Regions from separate parts of the Homo sapiens genome. Here region 2 is linked to region 1. A link is an interaction called in ENCODE POLR2A ChIA-PET data of the cell type or tissue named here. Cell type or tissue: A673. All regions are shown on one strand. Each heading gives the region's core, and the rest is flanking DNA. Links, peaks and the distances in the headings are about the cores only.

Evidence for each region. Peaks named below come from ENCODE experiments on the same cell type or tissue, not always from the same donor. Only the 100,000 strongest peaks of a DNase experiment are listed, where the experiment ranks them.
Region 2: POLR2A ChIA-PET joins it to region 1 with 6 read pairs; 9 of 35 experiments call an interaction of 5 or more read pairs at or near these places.

The regions. Positions count from the first base shown.
Region 1 is chr10:62,194,386-62,200,171 of GRCh38, reverse strand. RTKN2 (rhotekin 2) reads left to right here. Exons shown (of 12, transcript NM_145307.4): 11 at 311-418; 12 at 1,729-5,786. The coding sequence ends at 2,264. Among named protein-coding and RNA genes, the nearest start is that of LINC02621, 62 kb to the left of the region's middle. In A673, for the core only: no CTCF peak of the experiment used is centred there; DNase peaks (open chromatin) are centred at 3,731, 4,431, 4,541, 5,181 and 1 weaker place; H3K4me3 peaks cover 485 bases; H3K27ac peaks cover 2,500 bases.
Region 2 is chr10:62,053,531-62,059,582 of GRCh38, reverse strand. It overlaps ARID5B (AT-rich interaction domain 5B), which reads right to left. Exons shown (of 10, transcript NM_032199.3): 6 at 2,265-2,466; 7 at 288-340. Among named protein-coding and RNA genes, the nearest start is that of ARID5B, 150 kb to the right of the region's middle. RefSeq lists an enhancer at 4,779-4,898. In A673, for the core only: no CTCF peak of the experiment used is centred there; a DNase peak (open chromatin) is centred at 4,102; H3K4me3 peaks cover 1,768 bases; H3K27ac peaks cover 2,461 bases.

The sequences.
Region 1 (5,786 bases), core at 3,287-5,786:
AGGCTGGTCAAGACTCCTGACCTCAGGTGATCTGCCCACCTAGGCCTTCCAACTTGCTGGGATTACAGGCATGAGCCACCGTGCCCGGCCAAACTTTATTTTTTAAATAGATTACTTTTATGTTCAGAACTGGACTTTGAAATTATGGATAGTATTAGGTTTTTCTGCAAGCCTCCCTTAACGCAGTGCTTTATGTATAAATTCACTGATTTTTATTCAAAGCAAAAATGTATTGCTATCTATTAAAAATGAAATATATATCTTCACATTTATGTTTTAAACTAGTCTACCTTTTTTCTGTCTGTCTTAGGCCAATGGAAGCACTGTTGTGAAGAACTTATGAAAATTGAGATTATGTCACCACGGAAACCACCTTTGTTCTTGACAAAAGAGGCAACCTCAGTCTACCATGATATGAGTAAGTGGGGTTTGTCTTTTCTAAGCTGCAGGATAACAAAAACAACATTGTCCATACTGAAGCAGCTTATTCTATTGACATTAAAATGCTAAAATTTTCAGGGCACAATCAAAATAAATGAAAAAAGACTGATTATAGACTAAGGAACTCATGTTTAATAGATGAATTAATACAAAATAATGAATACACGTTTTTTCATAGTCTGAATGCTTAAGATCAGACAAAAAATTTAAGGCTTAAAATGAGTAAAGGTGCACTGAAAATAAATATTAGCTGAGTAGCTGATGAAAATTCTGAAAATAAACATTTGCACATTCTAAAATGTAATCATGTTCAGTAATTTTTTTTCTGTATTTTATTAAATTTGTTTCCAAGTAGTGTTGATAGATGCATACTAATGAATGGAAGCTTTCATCTCTAGCCAGAAAAAAGAAATTGGTTAAGTTTAATACTTTGGAAAATTTTAAATTTCTAGACCCACTAATATTCAATTTCCCACACCTTGAAGGGTGTTTATTTTTGTGCTGTTGCCTCAGTAAATAATGTTGTGAACAAGTGCAAGTCAGTCTAAATTCTGTTTAATTTGCCACTAATGTACCTGTACTTACATTCACTTTAAAATGTCAGGTTAAAAATGATACATTTGGGTTCACACATTTTAAAATACCAGTAATTTATTTAATAGAGATTTATCTCTGTTCTTTTATTTTTGCCAAGGAAAGTTTCACCCACCACCCTTATTACCAAAGTGGTATGAGGGCTTTACTCTGTTTTCCTGGGTTTTTGGTTTTAAGCATTTTCCCTTTTAACAGAGACTTTGCTGGTCTACAGGAAAGAATACTCATCCAAATGCAGTCATCCTAATATATATCTAGCTTTTGTAAAAAAGGAAATCTCTTACCTAGCAGTCAGAATAAGGTTTTAAATCCAGGAAATGTTATCTCATAAATACTTAATCTATAGAATTTTTTAGAAAACTCATATAACTCCACTTCTTTGAAAGATGGATTTTGCTAATTTATATAGGAATATATTTATACATGTGTATGTATTATGTAAATTATATGTATGTTATATATGTTTTATATACTATGTATTATGTGTATGTTTACATATATAATGTATGATTAGTGCAGCGCATGATCTTTTTAGTTCTGATGGTGTGGTTATTTTTACAAGTGAACGTTTTCCTTATCATAGTCTTTGATGACCATTGTATATAGCATACTAGTTTGGAAAAGAACTTATTTAGATAAAGTACATACTGCTTTTGAATTTTTTCATGTTTTTTTTTCTTAAAATTATTATAGGCATTGATTCACCTATGAAACTTGAAAGTTTAACGGATATAATACAAAAAAAAATTGAAGAGACAAATGGGCAGTTCCTTATTGGTCAGCATGAAGAATCCTTACCACCTCCTTGGGCCACACTCTTTGATGGTAACCATCAAATGGTCATCCAGAAAAAGGTACTGTATCCTGCAAGTGAGCCATTACATGATGAAAAAGGGAAAAAGAGACAAGCTCCCCTTCCTCCTTCTGATAAACTTCCATTCAGCTTAAAATCACAGAGTAACACAGATCAATTGGTTAAGGACAACTGGGGAAAAACAAGTGTATCTCAGACATCGTCTTTGGATACCAAACTATCAACTCTAATGCATCACTTACAGAAACCAATGGCTGCTCCTCGAAAACTTCTGCCTGCCAGGAGAAATAGATTAAGTGATGGTGAGCACACAGACACTAAAACCAATTTTGAAGCCAAGCCAGTGCCAGCTCCAAGGCAGAAATCCATCAAAGACATTCTGGACCCTAGATCATGGCTGCAGGCACAAGTATAGAAAACTCTTAATGATAAAACATTTAACAAAATCTATAACTGTGAAGCTTAATTCAGAGGCATTATAGAATAATGTGTAATTATATAGGTAAATATAGTGATTTATACCAATAATTAATAAGCTATTAGGTATAGAAAAACATTTTATAATGAAGAAGTGGATTTCTCTTTTACTCCTGATTTGCAGAATGTAAGTGATTTCTCCAGCAGTGTGCAAGAGGCAGTTTCTAGACAATATCCTAATTGTTGGAAGGGTTAATTTATTCCTGAATTAGTACCAGGCAGTGAATAAGCCCTAGGCAGAATAAAGCATTAAAATTTCTTTTGGGGAGAGACTGTCTAGTAATTTAAAATGTGTTAAATATGAACCATATTCTCATTGTGAGAATTTTAATACTAATGGAATGTTTCAAAGGTTTTATTCAAACCACAAATTATAGAATCCACCCAAGAAAATTTTCTTAGCATTCTGGAATTCTCATCTAATGGTTCACTGGCTCTCATCTATTGTTTAACTCACTAGTTTATAGGCCTGACCTTTTAAATTCCTGGGATAAATTTTAGAATATTAAATTCTTCATCTTTAAAGGGAATTTGTAATGTGCTATTCAAACTTGTTTCCTTGATGAGCCCTGAAATACTGTTGACATTAACTTTCATAAATGAAGCATAACACTTACTAGTTTAGAGAAATGGTAGATGAAATGCTCTTTACATTCAATTTTCTGTGTGTGGTGCTAATTTCCATTGTGACTTTGGAATTTAGGGAAGTGAGTAGCTGATCAACACCTTAAAATTCATTTAATACTTATTTAAAAAGAAGATGAGAGATTCAAAAATATCAGAAAAGTTGGCCATGGTAAATAATTTTCAGAATTCTTTTTTAAAATTTTAATTAGATTTCCTTTTCCTAGTAAGAGTTGATGTCTGCTAGTGGTATTTTTCATTAAATGTCATATTCTTACAACAGTGACATTGGAATCATTTCCATAGGAGGTAATTTCCATAGCAACTAATCATAGTGACCCAAACAGGATTATAAAGTCAAGTGAGGAATAAATAGCAGAAAAATACCTTAAAGGAACAAAAAATCCATTTTTTATAATAATGCTTTTTGTAAACAAGAGCAGAACAGTTTTAAAAATCTAATTAGAATTTCCAAATAAAACAGTTTCCATAAGGTGTCAGCAACAGCACTAAAAATCTCAAATCACACTGAACCCTAAATGTCATTGCAAGAAATAAAAATTTAAGAATTAAATTGCTGCCCTGTGTATAATCTCTTGAGATCTTTTTAAAGCTAGCAAGAACTCTATTTGGATCAGAACTACATTATTACAAAACAAAATGAACACTTGACCAAAAAACCACATTAATTTAAATGGAGCCTTTCATTATTTTCAGATAGCGGGGTCTTTTCCATTTATAGAGAATGATGTAACTGCCAGGACACTTTTGTGTTTGCCCAGGACTCCTAGTAAGAATTGAATCTTGAGGGAGTAATGATAACAAAAGGTTTCTTGTGACTGGTAACATCAGGACAGACAGAGTTTTTGGTGAGAAGAAAGTACTATATGCCTGCTTGATAGCATGTAGAGATCATCACATGTATGGAAACCTTAAAAAGTAAACTTATTTTTTCTAACTAGAAGGCTCTCATAAGTTTCTGTTATGATTGCCATTTCAATAAATGACATTAAAAATCTAAAGGATATTATTGTTTGAATTTTTGGGTTATTTTTTAAAACTTCATTGCTGTTTTTGACAGCATTTGTGACTGTCATTGCCACTAAATTATTGAGCTAGAAGATGCTGCAGGGAAAATTGTTTTGAAGCTGGCATCTAAGCATTCTTTTTTTTTTCCTAGTTGATGCCTTCCTTTATTACAAATCAGTATTAAAACTTCCAGATTATATTCTTGTCATTTTTCCTCATGCAGATAACAGCAGGAAGGACTTAAGGTGTATAAGAAAAAGAAAGTATTCATACAGAAATTACCTAGCAGTTGTGCCCTCAGAGTAGAACTTTGAAACAGGACTGAAGCCCTTTTTACCTAGAACCATTTAAAAGCCTGAGCAAGGACCACCACCCCCTCCCCACCAAATTATTCGGTCTCTTTCTGGGGGGCCCAGCTTACTGTATGTTACAAGTCTTTGAAATGGGTCTGGTGTCTTCAGCTCCTGAAATGCTAATTTACCCCTTACCTAAGGAGTGTAGTTATAATACAGAGTTGGTTTCCTTCCTTCCTTCCTTCCTTCCTTCCTTCCTTCCTTCCTTCCTTCCTTCCTTCCTTCCTTCCTTCATTCCCTCTGTCCGTCTCTCCTTCCCTCCTTCCCTCCTTCCTTCCTTTTTGTCTTTGTTTCTTTCTCTGGCCCCCTGTCCTCTCTCTCTGTCTCATCCCCTTTTCCCACTTTCCTTCTGTCTCTCCTTCCTCCCTTCCTTTACAGTTTAAAAAAAAAATCTAAAAATAGTTAAGCACTGTGTCAAAGAGTGTTTCAAAAGAATTGTTTGTTTTCTCATTTCTTAAACCAGAAGTTTATGACAAATAAATATGCCATGTAATATGAAAGCTGCTTCAGCTTTTTATGAGCTTTCACATTCCTTGTTTGTCCTTTTAATTTGTTTCTTGATATATGAAGACTATAAACTTGAAACAAAGAGTTAGCTGTCAGCTCTTGATAATATAATTGGGGAAACAGAATAGATATTTTATGATATGATAATTCTGATGATCTAAAGATAATGTCTTAGACAATTACCTTTACATTTCAAGCTCTGGGATATAAATTACGTAGTCAGCATTAAGATAGTATTATTTTTAATTGCTACTAAGTGGTAACTTTTGTATTTTAATATCTTGCAAGGGCAAAGAAGGCATTTTTAAAATTCTAAATGCACACCTCCTAAGGTAAATAGTCTTTCAAAAATATCAGGCGTGCCAACTCTTGCTGAGTTTTGTTAAATCCTCCTTAACTGTCTGCAGTGCCCCCTGACTTCTTTTAAATGGATGTGAATATATGTGGAAAACTAAATCCATTTATTATAAATGCCTTATCTTTACCCTTTGGGATCTTACTAAATGCATTTTACCTGCTACTATTTATTAAAAATGGAAGCTGTCTTGAATTAGAGATACCTCACGTAAGGTAGGTTAAGCAGTCAAGTATTTCTTTAGGCTTATGTTCAGCACCTCAGCCCCCTACTGAGAAGTTAATTAATTCAGTCCAAAATGAAATTATAGGGCAGTTTGGTGCAATTTATGTTAAATGCCATTTGAATGTAATCACCTGTGTTACCACGAATGAGGCACAACTATACTACATGGACAGAGTACTGCATTGCACCATGAGCAAGAACTGCTCTGCAAGAAAAATATCTGTCCCTGTGGTCTGAATTTATCAAAACTCATTTTCTTGTTAAAGAGTGAATTATTGAATAGTAATTAAACTTTAACTGATGACCATTTATATTCTAGTAGCCATCTTCACTGTTAGTCTTAAATTATAATGTAAAGTTGACATTT
Region 2 (6,052 bases), core at 2,756-5,255, 140 kb after region 1:
ATAGCCCTTTCTCAACATGGGAAAAAATTACAGACCCAACTAATTTCCCTGACAGGGGAGAGTTACATATGTTTTCCACTTGTAGTTTTTACGACAAGTTTACAATTTTGCCAAACCTGGAACTAATTGGGACTGTTTCCAAAGCGGCCCAATAAACCCCCAAAAGTGTAGAGCCATTTGAAAAGGCAGTCAGTGATGTTTTGCCCTTGCATGTTCTCCATTTTGGTCAAAGAGAGGGGAAAAGTTAGATTGCAAAATTATTTCATTTAAGTTGCTTAAACACTTACTGTTTCATATCCTCCCAGTTTTTGAGCAGCTTGAAACATAGTCCAAAGGTTAACTGTTAGAGGGACAATAAGTATTTAGATAAGCATTGCATTAACATACTTCCAAGAAATGTCAATTAAAACATTTTTTTTTTCAACGAGAAAGAGAAAAAAAGAAATACTAAAGTACCCCAGAGAGCTAAGTTCTTAGGAAACAATTTGCCCAAAGGGCATTTGACAACAGAATCTATTATTACCACTTAAAACATTTCTTAAGAAACAGTCATAAAGCTACAAAAATGGTTCTACTTTTAGGATAAAGGCAAGAGTTTTAGTCCTACTGTCATCAGCAGAGCAAGAGAAGCTAAATTAGATGTCTTTGGGAAAAAGCATGGGCTCTCAAAACTGGGGTTGGTCTTGTTCGACCCTTAGACGCCATTGATTAAACAGTAATATATAGAGCTTCTCTCATATAAGAACTCTCCATAATCAATAAATAACAGCCACTTTAATATACGATTACCTTCTTAATAGAATGTCTGATGGCAGCACTATATTAAAGGTTCATACAGTATTTCACCAACATGTGGTGGCTGGCAGTGAGTAGGAAAACAAATATTTCACGTGGAGGCCACAGTGATACAACAGATAAAAGGGAAGGAAGACATTCATTCAGAGAGGAATTGAATCATGAACCCACTTAGTCCCCTAACTGGCCTGTGTGATGTTGCAAATATATTTTTTTCAAACAGATTTCTCTTTGCAGAGTTTGTATATGTTTATGCTGTTAAACAACTATACCAAATTGCTAGCAACCCTGTTCATTTATACCAAACACCATGGAATGGGACTGCTATGGATTTGATTTTTTTACATGAGGGGAAAATTGAACTTCAAGTGATTCCTTGGTAAGGGAAATGAAGAATAAAATGATTTTTATTTTTAAAGGCTCTTTGACACAACATGTTCGCAAAGCCTCATTGAACCTTGCACTACTTCAGAGCTATCAAGAGCCCTGCCTCGGCCTTGATTTAATCTGAACCAATGCATAATGCAACAAAGCTGTTCATAATACATTAATTTTACTTCTATTTCAAGCAACCAGTTTTCAGACAAACATTGTAATCATTCGTAGTTATATAAGTTTATAATGGCTGCGAGTGTTCTCCTGCAATCAGTGCCAATTGCTATTAGGTATGTAAATTGTTATGTAAAACACACAGTTTTGACATTCTTCATCAAAATGACACATGGTTTTAATCTACGAAGATACATTTGGAGAAAATACTATTTCAAGCCAGAGGCTCATCGCTTTGTGCACCACTAAATCCAGACAGAGGCAAAATATATATTCGGTTGCAAAATCAAGGCAGGATCTGGATTTCTTCTCTTTTGATTTGGAATTCTGTTTGGCTATGAGTTTCCTGTTCTCCTTGCAAATATACAATGACACTTATATTTAAATGTACATGTCAAAGTAATTCAAAATTAGGCCCTCTGTTCCAATTTGTGTATTTCTTGTTTTCTCTGAAGTTGGATTTTTGTTATATTTTAACACATTTGGGGCTTAGGAAATGTGTTTTCCCTTTGTGGTTGTTTTGTCCATCTTTAAATGTCCTCCTTTTAAAAGCTGTTTTTTTCACAGGCAACATCTGTGCCTGATAAAGCTACGTCATATTATTATCTCACAAGAAAGGCGTCACAGACACTCAAGATTGACAAAACAGCAAATGAGAAACTTTCAACATGTCTATTTCCAGTCATAATCAGTGGATTCAAGCCTATAAATATCTCACTGCAACTGTCCCAGAAGGGAACAATGTAGCGGAAAAAGGCAGGGAAAAAATTCTTGGCCTGGAACATTTATGGATTTAGTATAAACAGAGAGCACTATCCCCAGATTAGGATTTCAACATAATCCTGAGTCAAAATTATTTTTTCCAATTCAAAGAATCTGAGCAGCTCTGATAATTCAGAAACGAAAACAAGTATACTCACTCTGTTTAAAACCTAAATAGGGTATTCGTTCTATCGGCGTTTTCCTTTCTTTCATGTATTTATAAAGTGCCACCAAGAAGGCTTGTTCATCTGCCCTGCACTCTTCACCAATGGCAACCTTTGGTTTTTCTTCATTTGAGACTTTTTTACAGTTATGGTTATTCTTCGGCTTGGTCAAGGCTGACCTGGCCTCACATTTCACCTGGAAAAGGGAAAATATACCACATCAGACGAGGCACAGCCCCAGGATGCTTACCAAGACATAGCTAGTGACAGAGCCAGCAACACTTTTCAGTGAGTGCTAAGGGTGAACCGGTAAATTATCCCTGCTTTTAATAGCTTTTCAGAGGCATCACTGAAGATGAATTGTCTGAGGCCAGGGGATGTCAAATTTCTGTAAAGGGCCACATCGTAAATATTGTAGGCTTCTGGGTCATACAGTCTCTGTTGCAACTATTCAACACTAGTAGGACAGCAGGCATCAGCAATATGTTAACAAATGGGTGTGGCTGTGTTCCAATAAAACTTTATTGACAGAAATTGCCAGCCAGTGGGTCATAGTTTGCCAAACTATGCCAGCTTCTTTTAGACTCCTGACAAGTATGTTGATGTGAAATGAGAGATAGCCTTTGCATCTGGTAGAAACATTCTTTTGTCTCTCTATATCAATACATTTTATTTTCTTAAGGAGAAGCATCAGTTAATGTCCTTGAACAAACCCTGCCTCCTTAACAAATAGAACCATATTTTATACTTTGTATCAAAATGAAAGGCAAGTCTATTTCTTTGTAGTAAACCACTCTTGTTGCTATTCTCTCCAGCAACCTTGAAAAACAAGTCAATACCAGCAGATGCTGGCATCAGCAATACCAGCAAGGCCTCTGCTGTTTGCCACCCAAGAGTGATGCGGGGGTACACCCTCAGTAGGAAACAAAAGATCTCACTGTTTAATGAGGGCTTCTTGCTTTATCAGTCAGCTCTAAGAATAAGATGTTAACTTGCCACAAAAGAAAGAGTAGAGGTCAGCTAAAAACCCAAGAAGAGTGAGTATAAAGCTCCATAATTAAAAAATAAAAGGCGGTAAAGTCTCCAGATGTTCTTCCTTCCACACTGTAGGCAGACAGGGAACTTGGCATATCGAGCGGCTAACCTAACTTTCCCTCCTCACTGCCATGTTCTACAAGAGGACTTTGATGGTCGTTAAATATAACACTAAGTTGCTGAGCTATTTTAATTGTAAAAGGGGGAAGTACAAAGGGTCAGACTCTGAGTTCAAGTGTGCCCATGGGGAATGTGTACATTCCAATATTCTTTACATCTCCGTAACTGACATCGGGAGAGAAGAGGGCAAGTGCTGGGGAAATGTTACGAATAAAAATGTCCCACATATTCTACAATGCTGTCCATTACAGGATTTCGAACCTTTTTCTTTCCCTGCAGCTCCTCCTTCCTAAGCATTAAGAACATAAAAGACTATGCTTATTTAGTAAAGGAAAGTACATTCTCTGCAGGAGTTCTTCATTGCTTATTCTCTCAAGTGAACACATACAGTTTAATATCTTTCGACTGGTCCTGCAAAGATAAAACTTCCTCTGAAACTGATTCAATGGGGCTTCTAGGTAGGATTTTAACTTTTAAGGGGCTATGGAAATGGGACTAAAACAATTTTCCCATGTAGATTTTGTACTCTCTAACATTATATGAAGGCGAACATCCCGTGAAACTTTATGTTGTCATCATTTTTCACTGCCAAATTTTAGGCTGTTGGATCTAAAGTTCTGATGAAATCTATAATTTAATGGCTTCTTGAAATCATAACATCACTCCAGTTTTAATTTGTATTGCCTCCCACCCCTTCCTGAGTGTTTCCTGGGCAGCCAGGCTCCATTCTCAACGCTGTTTATGTGTTATTTCAAACTTAAAACCCGAATGAGGTAGTTATTATTTTCGTATTAGAAATGAGGAAACGGAGGTAGACAGGATGAGCAGCATGTACAACATCACAAGATCATGCCCTAGTTAGTAAGTGGGGAATCTGGAATTTAAGCCCAGGCAGCCTTACTTTAGGGCTTATGGTTTTAAATGTTATACTTTTCTGACACTCTTAATACAAATATTAAATTGGTAATGAAAACAAACTTCTAATTAAAAAGCCTATCTTATTACCAGGCATTACGAAACCTACCACTTAGAAATGTGATTTATCAAATGAAAAGCAAAAGACAAATCTAGGGGGTTTCCAATGTGTCAAGGAGCTCCATTCCTCCTATTGTATATTGAGCAAAGGGGAAGGAAATCAGTTTTCAATTGAGCACCTACAATGAGCTAGATACAGTGCTGTGGGCTTCACATACTCTACCTTCATGTTCCTGAGAATTGTAAAAGGGAGATATTTAGCCACATTTTACAGTTGAGGAAACTAGAGCTTAGTGAGGTCATGTATGGTTTGGAAGGGGCAGACCTCTGGGTTTAGAACTCAGGTCTGCCCCACTCCAAACCCCAATTTTATAACATAAAGGAGTAGATCTCTCAGGTTTGTGTACAAAACTGACTGAGTCTTAAATTTGCAGTGATAATGGGCCAACTACCTATATTATTAGGTCAGAAGAACCACTGTTAAAAGGAGAATAAGGTTTGAGCTCCTTGGTGTGTAGAGAGCTGCTTAACCCTCTTCCTCATCTGTGTAGAAACACTCAGAAACAGAAAGAAGACACAGAGGGGTGCATGAACCAGGTCCAAAGTAACCCAGACTCCCTGCTACATAGCAAAGGCTCCAAATGAAGCCAGGCTGCTGCCTACTGAACTCTGTCCTGAATCTCAGTGGGCTTGCCAGCATGCTGCTCCTGGGGAGGCCAGGTACTTAGTAAGAAGTGAACAAGTAAACAGAAGCTTCTTTTCTTGTTCTAGCTTGATATTTTTTTTTTTCAGTTAAGATAAATGAGCTCTTTAGGGTATTATTCTGATTCTGGGTAGGACTAAATCAAGTTCCTTTCTGTATGTTTTTACATTTACCCAAAGCATTCTCAGCATTTCAATCTATTAAATTATTACAGTGCAGGTGGTAGTGGAAATGGGAGCTAGTCTTCATGTTGACCTAAGAAAGCCCAGCCTTTTGATGGTGACAGTTAATTACTAGATCTGTTTTTCCTGACCTGAACACCATACACCTGTTGAGTTCACTAAGTACTTTGGGGTTTCCAAAATGATTGAGGAGGTGCTAATTAAAGAATCAACATTTAACGTTTTCAATGATCCACCACCTATTTGATATTAACCACATCCTTCCACGGGATTGAGTTATAACTAATCCAGCCTTCAACTGGGGCAGTAAGATGTGCTGAACCAGCAATACAAAAAGCTAGAGTTCTAATCTTGGTTTGGTTGCTAACTTGCTAGGTGACCCTCAGTTTCTACCTTAGTAAAGCAAAAATGATAATCCCTGGGAATAGTTCTGAGGACCAAATGAGAGGAAAAATATTGAAAATAATGAAAGTATCACATTTGTGAAATATAGAAAGTATGTTTATGGTTTAAATGAACACACTTCCCACCACAGTTTCCTTTTTTGTGTTCCTTTTAGAATATAAACCACCTGTAATACACTTCTGCCCTTCAGAAAATGCATACGGGATATTAAAAATAATTTGCCTTCTATCAATGTAGGCCTTTTATTAGGGTCCTATGCCATGAAGATTTCTGTTATAGATCACTCTATGAAAGGCCTGGGCCTCAGGTTCACTGCTTTAAGATTATTCCAGAAAAAAATGGCAGGATTTGGGCTGAACACA